3 separate regions of the Homo sapiens genome follow, and all the other regions are linked to region 3. A link is an interaction called in ENCODE POLR2A ChIA-PET data of the cell type or tissue named here. Cell type or tissue: HepG2. All regions are shown on one strand. Links, peaks and the distances in the headings refer to the core of each region. The heading gives the core; the rest is flanking DNA. Region 1 overlaps PPP2R5E (protein phosphatase 2 regulatory subunit B'epsilon). Region 2 has its middle 46 kb from the start of PPP2R5E. Region 3 overlaps PPP2R5E (protein phosphatase 2 regulatory subunit B'epsilon).

The links. ChIA-PET counts read pairs that join two places held together with the same protein. Peaks named below come from ENCODE experiments on the same cell type or tissue, not always from the same donor. Only the 100,000 strongest peaks of a DNase experiment are listed, where the experiment ranks them.
Region 1: POLR2A ChIA-PET joins it to region 3 with 5 read pairs; 5 of 35 experiments call an interaction of 5 or more read pairs at or near these places.
Region 2: POLR2A ChIA-PET joins it to region 3 with 8 read pairs; 3 of 35 experiments call an interaction of 5 or more read pairs at or near these places.

The regions. Positions count from the first base shown.
Region 1 is chr14:63,410,964-63,417,799 of GRCh38, forward strand. PPP2R5E (protein phosphatase 2 regulatory subunit B'epsilon) reads right to left here. Exons shown (of 14, transcript NM_006246.5): 5 at 4,177-4,269. Among named protein-coding and RNA genes, the nearest start is that of GPHB5, 95 kb to the left of the region's middle. In HepG2, for the core only: no CTCF peak of the experiment used is centred there; no DNase peak of the experiment used is centred there.
Region 2 is chr14:63,586,195-63,593,030 of GRCh38, forward strand. No RefSeq gene overlaps it. Among named protein-coding and RNA genes, the nearest start is that of PPP2R5E, 46 kb to the left of the region's middle. In HepG2, for the core only: no CTCF peak of the experiment used is centred there; no DNase peak of the experiment used is centred there.
Region 3 is chr14:63,467,937-63,474,772 of GRCh38, forward strand. All of the region lies in intron 2 of PPP2R5E (protein phosphatase 2 regulatory subunit B'epsilon), which reads right to left. Among named protein-coding and RNA genes, the nearest start is that of PPP2R5E, 72 kb to the right of the region's middle. RefSeq lists an enhancer at 3,719-3,798. In HepG2, for the core only: no CTCF peak of the experiment used is centred there; DNase peaks (open chromatin) are centred at 3,125, 3,425 and 4,085; H3K4me3 peaks cover 663 bases.

The sequences.
Region 1 (6,836 bases), core at 923-5,922, 57 kb before region 3:
AAACATAAAGTATATAAATGAACTTCACCACTGACACTTTATTTCTTGTCTCTGGCAAAATTTTAGGACAGATGAACAAACCCATGGTTTGCAAGCACTTAGGGCAGGATCATCAGTAAACAGCACTAGCTCTAGACGTTCACTAATACCACATGGCAGATAAATGGCATTCCTTTTTATGATAAAGTTACAAGGCCTATAGATGACAGTAATGCTATAAACACAGAGTCCTGGCTTTTACCATAGCATCTAATAGTCTCTATGTTCTCCATACAACCAAAATTAAGAAATGCAGGAAGGATGATAATATACTAGTAAATTTCTGGATCAAGGATAAAACTCAAAGATTACTGATTAATGATGAAGCTGTGTAATATAGGGAATTTCTAAAGGCTCCTATCTCAACCCTGGCTAGTTTAACAACTTTTTCTTTTTTTTAAAATTATTTTTATTTTTATAGTTTTGGGAGTACAAGTGCAGTTGTGTTACATGGATATATTGCATTGATATAGTTTGGTTTTTGTTCCCTCCAAATCTCGTGTTGAAATGTGATCCCCAGTGTTGGAGGTGGGGCCTAGTGAGAGGTATCTGGATCATGGAGGTATGGAGGTGGGTCCCTCATGAATGGCTTGGTGCTGTCCTTGAAGTAATGAGTGAGTTCTCACTCTATTAGCTACCGTGAGATGTGGTTGTTTAAAAAAAAAAAAAAAAAAAAAAAAAGCCTGACACCTCTGCCCCCTCTGTCTTGCTCCTCTCTCACCACGTGACACACATGCTCCCCTTTTGCTTTCCACCATGATTATAAGCTTCCTGAGGCCCTCACCAGAAGCAGATGCTAGTGCCATGCTTCGTGTACAGTCCGAAGAACAATGAACCAAATACACCTCTTTTCTTCATAAATTACCCAGCCACAAGAATTCCTTTACAGCAACACAAAATAGACTACTAGAAGCATGGCAGTGAAGTCTGGGCTTTTAGCGTACCCATATATAATAGTGTGCACTGTACCCAATAGGTAGTGTTTTATCCTAGTTAAACAATTTTAATCAATGACTTAGATGAGGCCGATAGCATATTTAGGTTACAGATGTCATAAAGATGGAAGACACAGTGAATAAGGTAGATATGAATAAGGGATAAATGATTCCACAGGAACATATGCCAAGTACTACACTTAGATAAAAAAGCCAACTGTGTAACAACCAACAATAAGCCAGGCATGGTGGTGCACACCTGTAGTTTCAGCTACTTGGAAGACTGAGATGGATCACTTGAGCCCAATCTGGGCAACATAGCAAGACCCTGTTTGTTTAAAAAAGGGAAAAGAAGAGAAACATGCAGCAATATGCAGAAAGCTCAATTAGAAGCCAGCTATAACCAGAAGCTTAACATAAGTTGGCAATGTCATGCTACAGCAAGAAATGCTCATGAGACTTTTCCTTTAAGAAACCTAAAGTCACGACAAGGGAATGAAAAAGCCAACTCTAAGCCGCACTGGGCTGACCAGGCTCAGGGCATTCTGTTCAAATATAGATGTCATATTAGAGGACAAATGGACACAACCAGGATACTGAAGGCTTCAAAACTAACAAATGAGAGAAGGTTGACAGAACGAAGAACTCGGTCTAGAGGAGAAAATGCATACTGACAGCTGGTAGGCTAGATCCAGAAGGCAAATGGGCTAGTTCATTCTGTACAAGATTTTAGTAATACCAGAAAACTTCACAGAAGAATCTGGATTTCTATTTATCTTGGGGATTGGCGAGGAGAAAAGTCTGGGGATAACTGAATGAAGAGGGGTAGCCAAAGCCCCATTTAATAGGAACCAGTCTACATCCTATTGTCTGACCCCTGGCTTTCAGACTTACTATGTATGAGGCTATGAGCATTTGAATTGCAACCACTGTTATAGAGAAAAAGAGTCAAAGGGTGAACACAAAAGCTGTGTTCTAAGACCTGAAAGGTTATGTCTGGGCTACAGATATACTAAGAAATTATTCTGGGGAGAATAAAGACAAAGGGTACAAGGCATAGAGAGGTTCAACATAAAAAAAGAACTTCCTAACAAAAATGGAACAAGCTACCTGTGTATATGGCTTTTCTTCACTGAAAAAGGGTCTCAAAGGAGACTAATTTGCTAAAGAACTAGAATACATAACCCAAAATGTCCTTTCCAAATCTGGGTTTCTCTGATGTTTTCGTATTATAAGTTTCATTATCTTCAGTACTGTCTACCATGGACAGCACACTGGGCTGAGCCCTGGATGTTTTTGTGTAAGAAAAGCACTGGCTTCATAGTAAGACCATAGGATTTACTGATTCCATGTCAACTAAATACAGGCTCTAATAGAGAATTACTATCTGATCCTCTTAGGCACATTAATTCACAAAAAATAGGAGAACCCTATTATTTCATTAGTCTTCAGATGTGAGGGCTACTTCTCCCTTGAAGTCACTCCAAGTTACAGTGAGGGAATCACAAGAAGGCATCACGGCATGATGGACAGAAATCCAGAATAGGAAATGTGCTTGAGCAAACTTGATAATCTTTCTAGACCTCAGTTTATGCATCTATAAAATGGGGCGGAGGGTGAGGGAGGGCATAAAAATTTAGTCATGACTACTTTACAAGACTGTTGTACAAATCAACTAACGCAGGCAAAGGTGCTCTGACAATTAGACAGCACTATATACATGCAAGGCTTTCCAATACAAAATGTAGATCTACTATGTATCACTTACATTTTTTTTGAAATAAGTTATGCTTCCCTGGCATAACAATCCATACCAATTTACCTATTTACCCCGTGATCCACGTATCCATCTATTTACCTACCTTTCCATCTCTATTTCAGACCTCACTTTTCCAAACCCTCTCATGTTAAAGTGTGAGCCAGGATTCACCAGTGTGGTACCAAAGTACTCTAAATGTGAAGTATTGCTCAAGGATCCGCCCCATGTACCTAGGGGAATAGGGTGTACAGGTACTAATGAGCCGCACAGGCAAGGCACCAAAGCTCCTTTCAGCTCTGAGCTGACATCTGAACTTTGGGTTTAATTCCACTTAGCCTTACTTAGGATGTAGAGAGGCCTCCATGCCCCTCAGCTCTCTGGAAGCTTGCCTGACCCTGTTGGATTGAACCCTATGAAACTGCTGTTTTGAGTGTCAAAAACAGTCAAAAAATTGGCTATGGTTCAACCTATATATCCTAAATTCCAAATGTATTAATTTAATTAAGGAGGGAAATGAGATCACAAAGGTTATCAGCCCCATCCCAGTAAGGCACAGGAGACCAATTTCCTGCCAAATTAATGTTTTACTTTTTATTTTATTTTTAGAGACAGGGTCTTGCTCTTTTGCCCAGGCTAGATCAAATTAATGTTTTAAATTTGAAATTCTTCTTACCGGCTTACTAGGAGATAAACATTTATTCTTTCCTACATTAGATGCCCCACATGTCACTCAGAAGAGAGCTACACCAGTTTGGCTCAAGCACCCATTTTTAGAGACGAATATATCAACAACAGGAGCAAGGAAGTGTTACCTAAAACTTCAGTGCCATGAAAGCACCCAAGTTCCAGGTAAAAAGGAAGATCCATTGTTATAACATGCACAATGAGGAGTCAGGAAAAAAGTGTTCCCGGAGATGTTCCAAATGGAGACATGAGAGTTAATCCCTTTAGGGAAATTTTAGAATGTTAAGCTATGCTATTTTCTAGCAGTGAAATCTCATCAGTACCCTGACTTTGATTATTTATTACAGGTTACTTATGCTTTGAAGTCTGAGCTTGCCTACTCAGTTTTAACAGATCTACACCACACTTCTTTAAGAATCCTTACGCAAATGTAAGTCTTTAAGCTATATAACGATTCCCACAAACCAAGGTTATATAAATGAAATTCCTTTATAATTAAATTTTTAGAGAAAACTGTAGGGATTTAGGCATTAGCATTCCTGGCTATTTAAAATGTAATTGATTTCTACCATAAATAAACTTAAATGTACCTATTACTTTTAATAGGCAGTAATGGAAATTAACTTATGTTTATATATATATATATATTTTGTGGGTGATATAACTGTCATTGCAAAACTTTTTTAACAAACATGAAGAGAAAATGAGATAAAGTGTTAACTGGATGACAAATACACACAACCACAATAATTTGCTTACCTGTAATACAAATTTCTGATCTATATATTTTTTGGCAATGCTGGGTTGGAATTCTTGGCTTTCCAAAAATCGTATGAAAAATTCATATACAAGCTGCAACAAACAGATTATAATTAATTTCAAATTATGACTCACTGAGAACAGTACTAAAAACCACCAAAAGCCTGTAACACTAAAAGTGACAGGGCTTAGAAAATTGATTTTAATATCAATCAACAAACCAGGCCAGCCTTTCTTGTGGCTCACAGTTGCTGTTATGCTTTCAACTTTTAAAATTTTAAATTAGAAAATACAACTAAACAAAGCAAAGAAAAATTTCCCATAATCTTGCCATTCAGAGACAACCACTGTTAACATTTCAATGTATATATTTCCTTCTACAACATACTAATGTACTATAAATATATTCTTCCAGTTTTGCAAACTACTTGTACCATTTAAACAATATATTATGTATATACTTCATTTAACATACCATATAAATATATTTTTACAGTTTCACAGACTACTTTTACCATTTAAACAATGTATTATGAACAATTTACATCAATAATATCTCAACTATCATTCTTAGTAGCTGTAAGTAGTCCATTATAATTTATAATGAATAATTCCATTATTCATAATTAATTTAACCAACCTCCCAGGCTTAGACATTTAAGTAGTTTCTGAATTATTTCTCCATCATTCTGCGACAACGTGCATCACATAACATACATCAGTATGTACTTGTTCAATTATGTCATGAGGAAATATTTCTAAATGTGGAATTGCTAGATCACAAGATATCCAAACATTCAGAATTTTTGATACTCACTGACAAATTTCTTTTCAGAAAGTTTATGGCAATTTCTACTCATCGGATCATAAGATGGTGTGGCACAATATACCCATCTGCAAAAAGTCAGCCTCAAATAATTGTTCTGATAAACAGTGGGGAATCACTGCGTATTCTCTTTGCATAATAAGCCTATGTCAAAGGCTACATCAGATCCTGACGAGGTATGCAACAGTATATCAAAACCAGAACCTTTAACTGGTACAACTGCCTGCGCCTGCAGTCTCAGCTACTCAGAAGGCTGAGGAGGGAGGACTGCTTCAGCCCAGGAGTTTGAGTCAAGCCTGGGCAAGAGAACAAGACTCTGTTTCTCTAAAAAATACATATATAATCCAGAACTTTTTAAACCATGAATACTGGGTTGAATGCCTAACTCTTTTCCTTACTAACTGTGTAACCCTGAGCAAGTTAACTTCTCTGAAACTTTGTCTCTTCGATTTTATAATGGAGATGGATAGTCTCTAAGATTAAATGTGAAAATACACACATAAAGCCCTCTGCACAATGACTAACATGTATCATCATCACTATTCCTAAAATAACATTTGCTAACTTTTTGGTCTCACTCCTTTACACTTAAAAATTAACAAGGACCCCAAAGCTTTTGTTTATATGAGATATATATGATATATATAATATCTAATCAGAAATAAAAAGTGAAAAAAACTTTAAAATTTCACTGTTTCATTTAAAAACAAGGTGCATTATATGTTAACATAATTATGTTCCTGAAAAAAAAAGAAAAAAAAAACTTTACTTTCCAAAAGAATTGAGAAGAAAGCCATTGTTTTATAGTTTTATAAATCTCTTTAATATGTGGCTTAATGTAAGACAGATTTTCATCTGCTTCTATATCCAATCTGTTGTGATATGTCATTTTGGTTTAAGTATACAAAGAAAATCAAGGCTGACGGAGATCCAGGGAGATCTCCATCAAAAAAGGGAGAGTATTTTACTAGTTTCTTTTTCTCCCACATAATTGTAGATATTCTTCTTTGATGCTACACTAAATTCAACAAATTGTCATTTCTTAAAGATTAGTTGCAACACAGAATCTGAAATGATATCAATGAACTTTTCATACTTTGTTACACTAAAATCCAATCATCTGTCTTGCACTTTGAATGGATCTTTATCCATGCATGCTTTCCTAACATCATTTGCCAACTGGAAAATATTGGTTCATTGAGTTACGCAGCTCTTTTAAATGTTGACATGTTTTATTATACAGTATCTAAAAAATCACATTCTTTATTATCTCAATTTTATTTTTAAAAAGTCTTTAAGCTTTGGGAAGCTGCAAGCTCAAGGTGACAGATGCAAGACAGATACAAGTTTTCTAAAATTCTAATTCTAAATTCTGCATTAATGCTCTAATTTTGTCAGTGGTAACAAATATTGTCAAATGGTTTTCTTGTTTGTTTCAGACAAAATATCCGCCAAATACCCAAGCCTGAATAATCATAGTTTGTTAGTCATTCCTTCAAGTAAAAATGATGTTTCATGAGGAGGAAAAAAAAAAAAAAAAGGCTAGTTTGGGTTACAGCTCAAAAACTATTACACAAATGCTTTTCCATAAGATAACCATTATATTTCAGTATGCAGTGGATGTTACTATGCATACTTCCCATTGTATCATGTAGAATATTTTTAAATGTGTGCTTGAGGGTCAAAATGTAATAAAATTATTAATTTTCACTGTTTCTTCAAAGATGTTCTCAAGTGAAATCGGCTTTTTTACATTTTTAATTACAAGTACGTGGCAGTGAAGAATACTCAACCAGTTTGACACAAGTGCCTTGATTCTCGTTAAGGTAGCAGC
Region 2 (6,836 bases), core at 775-5,774, 120 kb after region 3:
TCCGCCTCCTGGGTTCAAGCAATTCTCCTGCCTCAGCCTCCCGAGTAGCTGGGATTACATGCATGTGCCACCACGCCCAGCTAATTTTGTATTTTTAGTAGAGATGGGCTTTCTCCATGTTGGTCAGGCTGGTCTCGAACTCCCGACCTCAGGTGATCCGCCTGCTTCAGCATCCCAAAGTGCTGGGATTACAGGCGTGAGCCACCACGCCCGGCCGGTTTTGTCTTTTTGCATGCCTATTTAGTATTGAATGTCAGACATTTGTGTGTATGTGTGCACACACACGTGGCCCAGATGATATTATTTTTCCCCAAAGATGATTCCTCCTTTCATGATTTTTCTTTAATTAATTTCATATTTTTTAGAGATGAGATATTGCTATGTTGCTCAGGCTGAAGTGCAGTGGTTATTACAGGTGCAATCACATCACACTACAACCTTGAACTCCAGGCCTCAAGCGATCCTCCGATCTCAGCCTCCTGAGTAGCTGGGACTATAGGCTTGCACCACATGCCCAGCCCCTTCATGAATAATTTTAATACAATCAATTAAAGGCTTACATAAACATTGTAATTCCTAGAATATCAAATATCAGACCTACAGCACTGGAGTAGGTAGTTGTTAAGTTCTTAAGACCTTCTCTTGAATTTGTGGTAAATCTCACAGACTTCTACGAAATCATAATCTGTAGCAGCATAAAAAATAGTTCTCTAGAAGCTCAACTAGAAGCTGTCTTAAAATTCATATATGCCCAGTTATCTGCCTTTACTTGTCTTTATATAATAATGGCCTCATTTATTATTTATTTATTTATTTTTTGAGATGGAGTTTTGCTCTTGTTGCCCAGGCTGGAGTACAATGGCGCCATCTTGGCTCACCGCAACCTCCGCCTCCCGGGTTCAAGCTATTCTCCCGCCTCAGCCTCTGGAGTAGCTAGGATTACAGGCATGCGCCACCACGCCGGGCTAATTTTTTTTTTGTATTTTTGGTAGAGACGAGGTTTCTCCCATGTTGGTCAGGCTGATCCCGAACTCCCGACCTCAGGTGATCCGTCCGCCTAGGCCTCCCTAAGTGCTAGTATTACAGGCGTGAGCCACTGCACCTGGCCTATAATAGCCTCATTTCTTTTTGACCTTTCAATACTCACATGAATGCCTCTTATTAGTAGATGTGTCAGACTAAACTGGATAGGAAAGAGGTTCTGAGAAACGCAGTTCCTAGATTCTCTGCAATGCAGAGAAACCCTTAAAATGGGGGTGTTTGTGATGCCAAGTTGACAATAAACAATTCAACTTAAAAAAGGCATTTGATCCAATGTCAGATTTGGGGCTACAAACTTTTCTTCAGCATTTTCATCACAGAAAACAGTTCAAATAAAATTTAGCAGTAAAACACAAAGCAAACAAAACAACTACAACCTGACGATCTGTTAGTGTAATTCAACTAGAATACCAAATTCCAAACCAAAAAGCTGTTATTTGAATTATTATTATTATTATTATTTTGAGACGGAGCCTCGTTCCGTCGCCCAGGCTGGAGTGCAGTGGTGCGATCTCAGCTCACTGCAACCTCCGCCTCCCGGGTTCAAGCAGTTATTCTGCCTCAGCCTTCCGAGTAGCTGGGACTACAGCTGGGACTACAGGCGTGCGCCACCACGCCCAGCTAATTTTTTTTTTTTTTTTTTTGTATTTTTAGTAGAGATGGGGTTTCACCATATTGGCCAGGCTAGTCTCGAACTCCTGACTTTGTGATTTGCCTGGCTTGGCCTTCCAAAGTGCTGGGATTACAGGCGTGAACCACCGCACCTGGCCTCAATTATTTTTAGTGCAATTTTCTCTTGAAATACTTAGGAGCGGAGCTTGAGTCATGCCTGTAATCCTAGTACTTTGGAAGGCCTAGGTGGGTGGATTGCTTGAGATCAGGAGTTCGAGACTAGCCTTGCAACATGTTGAAACCGTCTCTACAAAAAATACAAAAATTATCTGGGCATGGTGATGCATGCCTGTAAATGGTGTCACTGCACTCCAGCCTGAATGACAGAGTAAAACACTGTCTTAAAAGGAGGAAGGAAGGAAGGAAAGAAGGGAGGAAGGAAGAAAGGAAGGAAGGAAAATACTTGGCTTTGGTTTTCTTTGTAATCCAGCTGGTAAGAGGCAGTTGAAAGCAAATATGTATGTAATATGTATTTATTTCTTTTTTCTTTTTTTTTTTTTTGAGACAAAGTCTCACTGTGTCGCCCAGGCTGGAGTGCAGTGGTGCGATCTCGGCTCACTGCAAGCTCTGCCTCCTGGGTTTACGCCATTCTCCTGCCTTAGCCTCCCAGGTAGCTGGGTCTACAGGCGCCCGCCACCACACCCGGCTAATTTTTTTGTATTTTTTTTAGTAGAGATGGGGTTTCACCGTGTTAGCCAGGATGGTCTCAGTCTCCTGAGCTCGTGATCCGCCCGCCTCAGCCTCCCAAAGTGCTGGGATTACAGGCATGAGCCACCGTGCCCAGACTATTTATTTCATTTCTTATTTCTCTATGTTTTCATGTGGACCAGTCTGCTAGTACAATAATAGTGAAATAACAGTGGACCAACTAACATTTACACTATTGCTTTCAATAACTTATTGGGGAAGTCACCTAATAAAGTTGGATGAATATGTTACTCCTTTAGAGCAATGGCTGAACTTCCAGATATTGTTTTTTTTTTTTTTTTTGGTTTTGTTTTGAGACAATGTCTCTCCCTGTCACCCAGGCTGGAGCGCAGTGTGTGATCACGGTGCTCTGCAGCCTCAACCTCCCAGGTCAAGTGATCCAACCACCTCGGTCTCTTGAGTAGCTGGAACCACAGATGTACACCACTACACCTGGCTAGTTTTTTTGTTTTTTGTAGAGATGGGGTCTCACTATATTTCCCAGGCTAGTCGTCTCAAACTCCTGAGCTCAAGCAATCGGTCGGCATTGGCCTTCCAAACTGCTGGAATTACATGTGTGATCCACTGCGCCCAGCCCTGAACTTCAAGTTTTTTAAAGGAAGGTAGGGTTTTCCAGTGATCAGATCTTTTTTTTTTTTTTTTTTTTTTGAGACAGAGTCTCGCTCTGTCACCTAGGCTGGAGTGCAGTGGCACAATCTTGGCTCATTGCAACCTCCACCTGCCAGGTTCAAGCAATTCTCCTGCCTCAGCCTCCCCAGTAGCTGGGACTACAAGCACACACCACCATGCCCGGCTAATTTTTTGTATTATTAGTAGAGATGGGGTTTCACCATGCTGGGCAGACTGGTCTCGAACTCCTGACCTTGAGATCCGCCCACCTCGGCCTCCCAAAGTGCTGGGATCACAGGCATGAGCCACCGCGCCCGGCCTTTTATTTATTTATTTTTCTGAGACGGAGTCTTGCTCTGTTGCCCAGGCTGGAGTCCAGTGGCACGATCTCAGCTCACTGCAACCTCCGCCTCCCTGGTTCAAGTGATTCTCCTGCATCAGCCTCCCGAGTAGCTGGGACTACAGGCACGTGCTGCCACGCCTGGCTAATTTTTGTAATTTTAGTAGAGACAGAGTTTCAGCATGTTGGTCAGGCTGGTCTCGAACTCTTGACCTCGTGATATGCCTGCCTCCACCTCCCAAAGTGCTGGGATTACAGGCGTGAGCCACTGTGCCTGGCCGTGATCAGATCTTTAAAGAGAAAACAAATTAATAGTATAAACTCATAAAAGTAGTATCAGAGAAGAAAAAAGAGGCAGATTTTAAGTAAATAAAAATAGCAACAAATACAAAAACAACAAATAATACCTAGGTGCCACTGTCCAATAGAATATGCAATCTAATAATTTCCACAGCTCAAGATCATGTTATCTTTGTTTTTGTTTTTGGGACAGGATCTGGCTCTGTCACCCAGGCTGGAGTGCAGTGGCATGATCTCAGCTGCCTGCAGCCTCTGCCTCCTGGGCTTAAGCCATCCTCCCACCTTAGCCTCCCAAGTAGCTGGGGCTACAGGTGTGCGCCACCACACCAGGTTAATTTTTGTGCATATATATATATATATATAGAGAGAGAGAGAGAGAGAGAGAGAGAGACAGAGACGAGGTTTTGCTGTTTTGCCCAGGCTGGTCTCAAACTCCTGGGGTCAAGCGATCTGCCTGCCTTCGCCTCCCAAAGTACTGGGATTACAGGCATGAGCCACTGTGCCCTGCCAAGATAACGTTATCTACATCAGAGTTACCTTTAATTCTTGCTATTTTGTAGACCTTGTTTTCAGCTTCTTTCTGAATTTTCTCACTTAGAGAGCAAGGGAGCAGTGATGCACAGATGTGTATACAGAAATACAGGCTCGCTAATTAGGCAAGGACATGAGTTGTTGGGGCCACTTGAGACCAGTTGGGGAAAGAGTTTGAGGCTCAGTGGTAATTGTGGTGGTAGTTGGACTAAAGCAGTGTTGAAAGTGAGTTCACAAGAGGTACAAGATTTTCTCCTGGTTGGGCACATTGGCTCACACCTGTAAACCAACACTTTGGGAGGCTGAAGCAGGAGGATCACTTGAGCCCAGGAGTTCGAGGCTGCAGTGAGCTAATTGTGCCACTGTACTCCAGCCTGGGCAACAGAATGAGACTCTGTCTAAAAAAAGAAAAAACAACGAGAATCATAGGCAAAGAAACAGACCCTCTTCCACTGGATGTTGTTGAATGTGGACATGATCACTGGCACTATTACAGTCATCTTATGAACTTGAAGGTAACTAGCTGACAAGCTGAAGATTTGCAGAACAAAAAAATGGAGAGCTGGGTGGGGTGGCAGTCATCTGTAGTCCCAGCTACTTGGAAAGCTGAAGTGGGAAGATCCCCCAGGCCCAGGAGTTGAAGACCAGCCTGGGCAACACAGTGAGACCCCAACTCCCCAAAAAGAAAAAAGGTAAGAATTTGGATTCTTGCTCACAACCAATCCTGGAAATGTCCTACTTCTGAACTTATGTGAGATAATTTTTTTTGTTGTTTTTTTGAGATGGAGTCTCACTCTGTTGCCCAGGCTGGAGTGCAATGGTGCGATCTTGGCTCACTGCAACCTCCACCTCCCACGTTCAAGCAATTCTCCTGCCTCAGCCTCCTGAGTAGCTGGGATTACAGGTTCCTGCCACCACACCAAACTAATTTTTGTATTTTTAGTAGAGACAGGCTTTCGCCATGTTGGGCAGGCTGGTCTCAAACTCCTGACCTCAGGTGATCCACCTGCCTTAGCCTCCCACAGTGCTGGGATTACAGGCATGAGCCACCATGCCTCGCTGGAATTTTAAAATTTTATGTAGGAACAGGGTCTCACTATATTGCCCAGGCTGGTCACGAACTCCTGAACTCCAGTGATCCTCCTATTTCAGCCTCCCAAAGTGGTGGGGTTACAGAAGTGAGCCACTTAGTCTGGCCACATTTGTATGTTTTCTGTATGCCTATTACTAGCTCCCAAACACACCAATATTCATTCAAAGTGACTTTCTTTTCAAATTTCTTCTCTTTCTCCCTCTGTCTTCCTCCCTTTTTCCTTCTTTTTTTTTTTTTTAAATTTTGAGACGGTGTCTCACTCTGTTGCCAAGGCTGGAGTGCAGTGGCACCATCTCGGCTCACTGCAACCTCTGCCTCCCAGGTATAAGCAATTCTCCTGCCTCAACCTCCCGAGTAGCTGGGATTACAGGTGTGCACCACCACGCCTGGCTAATTTTTGTATTTTTTAGTAGAGATGGGGTTTCATCATGTTGGCCAGGCTGGTCTTGAACTCCCAACCTCAAATGATCCGCCCAACTCCCTCCGTTTTATTTCTATACCCGCTCCCATTCCCTTCTCCCCCATGCCAGGTAACCATTCTATGGTGTTAATATATAAAATTGTTATGAGTTCTTGCATAAAGTGAACTGTTAGTTGTAATATTTTAATTAATATAAATGATTTTCCCCACACATGCATTCTTACTGCTTTCACTGGGTACTATTTTTTATGATTGAGCCATATGGCTAAGTGTACATCTTGTCTGTGGTTTTTAACTATTGTTACTTCATTGTCTACATCCACCACATTTTTACCTCTCTCCAGGTGTAGATATCCAGGTTGTCTCCGACCCCATGATGTCAAAAATAATTCCCAATAATGGACCTTTATGAAAATCTCTTTAGGATATTACACCAAGCAGTGCAATTGCTAGGTCAGAGAGTACATGAACACTTAGGTATGTTCTTGCTCTCCAGAATAGGTGCATCAATTTACACTTTTTTTTTTTTTTTTTGAGACAGAGTCTCGCTCTGTCGTCCAGGCTGGAGTGCAGTGGAGCGATCTCGGCTCACTGCAAGCTCCGCCTCCTGGGTTCAAGTGATTCTCCTGCCTCAGCCTCCCGAGTAGCTGGGACTACAGGCGCCTGCCACCACACCCAGCTAATTTTTGTATTTTTTAAGTAGAGACAGTGTTTCACCATATTGGCCAGGCTGGTCTCGAACTCCTGACCTTGTGATCATCCCGCCTCGGCTTCCCAAAGTGCTGGGATTACAGGCATGAGCCACTGTGCCCGGCCCTTCCATACAAATTTTAAAGTAAGCTTGAGTTCATCAAAAAATCCAACTGGAATTTTTATTGGGATTAATGTAATCTGCTTTTTCACATTAAATTTAGAATGTTCACTTTTATAATATTGTCATCTCATTGGAAGCACAGAATGTTTCTTAGGTTATTTTCTATGTCTTCATTAGAGTTTTTAAAGCTTTCTTCAAATAGACCTTGTGTAACCTTGGTTAATTCCTTGATATTTTACATTTTTATACCTATTGTGAAATGATATGCTTTGGATTTTCATTGGCTGATCTTATTTATAACTGGCGA
Region 3 (6,836 bases), core at 904-5,903:
GGTGAGTCTCTAGCCCTTAGTTTCCTCATCTATAAATGAGGGTATAATAACAGCACCTACCCCACAGAGTTTACTTAAGAATTAAGTGAGTACATAAAAATAAAAACACATAGAAGAGTATCTGGGACACATTTGGTGCTCAATAAACTTTAACTGCTAAATTAATGTTGTTGTTAAAAAGCACTGCTGAGCCTTAGTATCTTTTACAAAATGAGCCTAAAAACAGTAGCTTTGTCACAGTGATAGCACGAGCGTTTAAGACACAGAATGTTTACTGAATATTTTCCATATTCTAGGCATTGTGTGAAACACAATGCCAGTCTTTTTTTTCAAAAATGAACAATATAAATTGTTGATACATATAGATCTCCCCTCCCTTTTTGGTATGTCTGGTTGTGTAAGCATATTTGAAGAAAATAATATTGACCTTGACCTACTAATATAATACCCAGTGAAATAACTTCAAAATAAAGTTGTAACTTGATTAGAGGAAAGGTAAGATGCTGACTCAATAGGTGAGATGAGTCAGCTATCAGTACATGCATCAGCAACGTGTCAAACTCCTGAAGGGTGAAGAGAGTTAGCATTTGGATGGAAGAATGAATGACAAACAGAGCATCTGGGACAGAGAAGCTAGAATTTATGAAGACTGCAACAATCTGGATGAGCACTGCCAAAACAAGGATACCACTTGGGTCTCACACATCAAGGCTTCTTCTGATATAATCAGGTTTATGCAAAATGTGCAAAGGAAATAAATAAACAAGCAATGTTCGACAGCTTTGTCCTTGGAGCCAAAATTTTAAATTAGTATCATACTCACAAATATTAATACTTATATATACTAACTAAAAGTAATAATAGTAACTTACACTTAGAGTTCTTTACAACATATTCAAAACAAACAGTATTAACCTCCCACTAAAATAACATAAAATACTAAACCACTTCAAAGTATCTCTAAACCTTTCTTTTCCCCACACACTCTGTTATTTAGAGATCTAAGGACTTAACTAAAATTTTGCAAACTTTTAATTGCCTCCTAGAAGGGTTCAGACTAAGTCTGGAAGGGATATGATAGGTGGTTTCAACCTTCCCACAACACGAATTTGTTTAGAATCTACCATGTTTAACTTAATCATTCATTCATTCATTCCACAAATATTTACAGAACACTTTTTACATGCCAGGCACTAGTCTAGGCTATAAATATACACTATTAAGCAAAACCAAACTTCATGTTCTTAGCCTTCATGAAGCTTACAGACCAAATGGAGAGAAACCCTAATTAAATGACCATATAGATAAATATAAAAGTTAAAACATTTTACATTACAAAAAAAGGTACAAGAAGATATTATAAGGGCATATGTTGTAAAGAATGAAAACAAATGGATCTACTCTCAAAAAAAGTACAGTCCAGGGGGAAGCAAGATTTGCACCTATTAATAATGGCAAAAAATACAATTAAAGTGGCCGGGCGCGGTGGCTCACGCCTGTAATCCCAGCACTTTGGGAGGCCGAGGCGGGCTGATCACGAGGTCAGGAGATCAAGACCATCCTGGCTAACACGGTGAAAACCCATCTCTACTAAAAAAATACAAAAAAGTAGCCAGGCGTGGTGGCGAGCGCCTGTAGTCCCAGCTACTCAGGAGGCTGAGGCAGGAGAATGGCGTGAACCCGGGAGGCGGAGCTGGCAGTGAGCCGAGATCGTGCCACTGCACTCCAGCCTGGGCGACAGAGCAAGACTCCGTTTCAAAAAAATCAAGTAAAGTATCTGAATTTCATGGACCAAGTTGAGAGACAGAAAAGAAAAAAGCACCTGACAAGGAAATGGACCTCCAGCTTAGGTCCTTCATTATATCCTCCCATTAAAATCTTACAAAATTCCTGCCTAATACATGTTAATATTCCCATTTTACCTGTAAGAGAACCAAGGCTGCAAGATATTCAGTTTTATTATTCTGGGTCAATGGCTAACGTGTAAAAACAACTTCACTACAAAGAACCAGAAGGGATAATTTTACACCAAAATGAAATACTTCCTCCTCTCCATTTATTTGGACAGATAAATGTGGCAGTAGGATTATAAAGAATAAACAATGATTTTTGTCCTCCTCATCTCCTACCTCCCCACACCCCCCACTTTTTTTGAGACAAGGTCTCACTCTGTCACCCACGCTAGAGTGCAGTGGCACAGTCACAGCACACTGTAGCCTCGACCTCCCTGGCTGAAGCAATCCTCCCATTTCAGCCTCCCAAGTGGCTGGGATTACAGGCATGCACCACCACACCTAGCTAATTTTTGTAGTTTTTGTAAAGACAGTGCTTCACTATGTTACCCAGGGTGGTCTTGAACTCCTAGGCTCAAGGGATCCTTGCCGCCTGGACCTCCCAAAGTGCTGGGATTACAAGTGTGAGCCCCTGCATCCAGCCTCCTACCTCCCTACTTATAGCCCAGTTCCAACCCCAAGGCACACAGTATTCCACAATCACACTCTGCACTCATAACCTTTCCATAAGTTTAAAAAAAAAAAAAAACCGACTTGCCCTCTGATAATGTGGTGATTGATTATCCTGTCTACTAAAGGGTTAAGGGGTTATCTCTAGGAAGAACATATTTATATTATTAAAAAATACTTCATAGTGACAATAACAAAATGGCTTCATCCAATTGCATAATTTTAATAGGAATTTCCAGCATAAAACAAGCAAATTATCTGAAGACTCTATTGACACCTAATCTACTTTCACAGGATCATAAAAACAAGCCTTTATCAACAGATTAAAAAAAAAAAAAAACGTGGCTGAGCACAATGGCTCACACCTATAATCCCAACACTTTTGGAGGTTGAGGTGGGAAGATCAACACAGAAAGACCTCCGTCTCTACAAAAAAAAAAAAAAAATTACAGCATCCTAATAAAAAGATAAAATGTCTAATTCTGAAATTTTGACAATCTACATTGCTTGCTTGTACCATTAATGCACCCTGATATTACAAAGGTGACCAAGCAATAGCTTCTGAGCCATTTTTTACCCCACCCTGAAGTCCAAAGCAAGCATAGCATGCAGATGACAACATTTCTTTGAAAAAAGCCAAGTGGGGCAAGTTCAAGAGAGACCACTCTGAATGACATTCATCTAGATTCCAGAAACTCTCATATTACATAAATCTGCAAAAACACGCACCAGGCTCTCTTTGAGAATGGAGAGTACACATAAAAATGCGTAAGTTTCAAATTTCTGATAAAACCAGATGTCTTATGTATAGATTGTTCATAGACCCAGATGGGCCAGAAGAACCTCATTCATACAACTCTCACAAGTTTTCAGAATCTATCCTCTATTGAAAATATCATGATCTCCTACAGACAATACACTCTTTCAGGATCTTGACTATAAGCAATGTCAAAATACACTTGTTAATTAATGAATGAATAACCCAAAATAAACAAGAGTCACTGAAGACAGGTCAGGTATTAGAAAAAGATACGCATTCTAAAGAGCCATTTCCTGTTTCACAATAAATAGTTTCTGAAAATCTTGAATGAGTCATCCCTTCCCAGTCATATCATGTATACATAATAATAGTAAAAACTTAGTAAGCACTTACTCTGTGGCAGTCACTATTATAAGGAGTTTACATGTATTAACTCCTTTAATCCTTTCTACAATGCTGTGAGGTAGGTATTACCAACCTTATTTTTACATATAAAAATTGGCCCAAAGATATTTAGCAACTTGCCCACCATCACACAGCTGGAAAGGGGGCCCTGCTGAGCTTCAGACCTCCACAATCTGGCACCTGTACACTATCCCACCTCTGCTAAAGACTAATGAGAGCTGGCTTATCACTACTGATCATTTTTGTTTTCATCTAATATCTACAACGTACACTGGAGGGACCATCTGGAAGGGTTAATCTTCCTAATCTTCCTAACAGACTCTTTAACATAGATTGAGGAAGACAAGCATTCTGTCATCTATCTCCTCTTTGTACCAAGCAAAATGCAACTACCAAGGGTTAGAAAGATTCTCCAGCTGGCCTGTTATTTCTGTTAATATTTAAAAGCCCCCTTAGGCTGGGCACAGTGACTCATGCCTGTCATCCCAGCACTGTTGGAGGCCAAGGCAGGTGGATCACCTGAGTCAGATGTTCAAGGCCAACCTGGCCAACATGGCAAAACCCCATCTCTACCAAAAATACAAAAATTAATCGGGCATGGTGACAGGCGCCTGTAATCCCAGCTACTCAGGAGGCTGAGGCAGGAGAATCGGCTGAACCCAGGAGGCGGAGGTTGAAATGAGCTGAGATCACGCCATTTCACTCCAGCCTGGGTGACAAGAGTGAATCTCCATCTCAAAAAAAAATAAAATAAAGGACCCCTTTACATTAGTGTTAAGTCTCTCAAAAGATGATTCAAAGTCTTCTCTAACCTTCCAGCCTTCTCCTTTGCACTAAAGCTGGCTTACTTCAAGACTTCAACCTTGTTTGGATTTAATTTACTGTTCAGGAAAATGTAATGACACAGAAGTTTGGTTGTTTCATTTTGTTTTGAACACCTGACATTTGTTGAACTTGCATATGATTTGGAGTCTAACTGAGAGTTCAAACCTGTATTATCACCAGCACAGCCTAAGGTCAATTAGAAAGCCAGTTAGGTTGAATTGCTTTCAGCTAGTGATGGGACAGAAAGGAAGCATGAATAGAACAAGGAATAAACAAAGGAAAGGTGGAAGATATTTTAGACAAGAACAGCACAGAGGTGAGAGTGAGCACATTATGGGAGAAATTATAAGAAGATATGCATGTCTAGGGCATGGAAGACAGGTGACTAGAAAGAGTGGGAAATGAGAGGGAGGAATGAGGACATACCTGGCCAGAAAGGACTTTACAAACTGCAGGGTAACCTGGGTTTCATGTGGCTGACAACACAGAAATGTGGGACAGGAGCAAACATAATGAGAAGTGTTTTAGCGGGGGCTGAAGGGAGGCAATCAAATTAGCCAAAAACAATGTCATCAGAACCAAGTATGAAGAGTTATGAGGGCTTATACGAAGTTGATGGCCGTGGAAGAATAGAAGAAAAAGAAGCTGAGATACCAGAAGGTAAGAAACAAAGGGATTTTTTAAATTACATTAGATATAACAGAAAGGAAAGATAGTCAAAGATTACTAATGTTTCCAGGTTGGAAGAATGATGATACTGTTGGTAAAAATGAAACAATCAGACAGAGAAGTTAGTCAAGGAAGTTCATGAACTGTAGTGGCAACAACAGAATGTGAGGTAACTCCAAGGGAGAAAAAGACTCGAAATAGGACTGGAAACAAGGGGCTATAAATTAAACGGTAGAGATTCCAGAGTTTTCCCATAAAGGTGAAAGTTGAAATCAAAGGAACAGATAAGCTCAATGACTGAGTAAGGGGAAAACGAAGAACAGAAGGTTAAAAATGGAACCATGGGGCAGCTAGAGACAAGCTAAAGAAAACTCAACAATGAGGCAGAAAACTCAGGATAGGAAGGGACAGAGAACCAAGATGATGAAGTGCCCGCAAAAACAAGAAGTAAAGCTCTGAGACATTTCCCAGTGCTAACAGTGTACTAAAGATATACAAGAGTAAAACCTTCCGTAATTTTAAAGAAATGCCTCTAAATGCTAATGAAACAACCAAAACAGCTCTCTAGGAAGTCTGAGAAATGTCTGATGCAATCAGACTCAAGAGGCTGAGACAGGGCTAATTGTAATTTGGTTTTGGTGTGGATTTTATTAAATGAAGAAGAGTAACAGGAAAAGGGGATGACATGGAGAGAGAAAATCAAGTCTCTTAAAGTTTTTAGAAACTTGGGAGTTTTAACCCACATGCATTTGACTTTAACATTAAATTCTAATTAGTGATGTCAGAAAAATTGCAATAGAAAAGCCAAGGTGAAAAGAAAATAGTGAAAGGTAAAGAGAAGGAACCTGGATTTAATTCCGGATTCAGTAAAGAATCATGACAGTATTAAAGTTGGAGTGAGCACATGGTTTGTATTATTAAAACCTGAGGGAGAGACATTCATATGATTTGTATTGTTAAAAAGATCACTCTGGTCACAATGAGTTGAATGAATGGAAAAGAGGCAAGATAAGAAACAGGGACACCAGTTAGGAGACTACAGCTACATAGGAGGCAACTGTTACAGAATCGTGGGAAGGATTGGAGACAAAGTGGACAAATTAGAGATAATTTACTGGAAGAAGAATTGGTAGAATCAATTGTGCTTGCTGATAGAAACTACTCTGGGGGGAGAATACAGAGGTGAAAAGTGACTAACAGACAGAGAGGGATCAAAGGTGACTCTTGGCACTTGCCCCACTTCTCCACGTTCAGTGGGTGGGAGCCGGGTTGTCTGGTTTGAGCACCTGGGTGAACAGAGGAGTCAGCAAGTAAAAGAGGGAAGAAATAGTTTGGTGGGGGAAATCAAGTGTTACACTGACAATGTGTTACATTAGAGATGTTTATAAGACATATACATGGAAATGTATTGTATATACAAGACCAAAGTCTGAAAAGAGTGAGGTGGAGATAGAAATGTGGGCACCTCAGCTGGGCGCAGTGGTGTGCTCCTATAATCCCAGCTACTCGGGAGGCTGAGATGGGAGGATGGCTTGAGCCCAGGGAGGTCGAGGCTGCAGTGAACCACAACTGCACCACTGTACTCCAGCCTGGGCAATAGAGTGATACCCCATCTCAAAAAAAAAAAAAAAAAAAAAAAAAAACAAGAAGAAGAAAAGCAAAAGAAATGTCATATTTGGGGGAAAAAAAGGAAGAAAAGAAATGTGGACACCAAC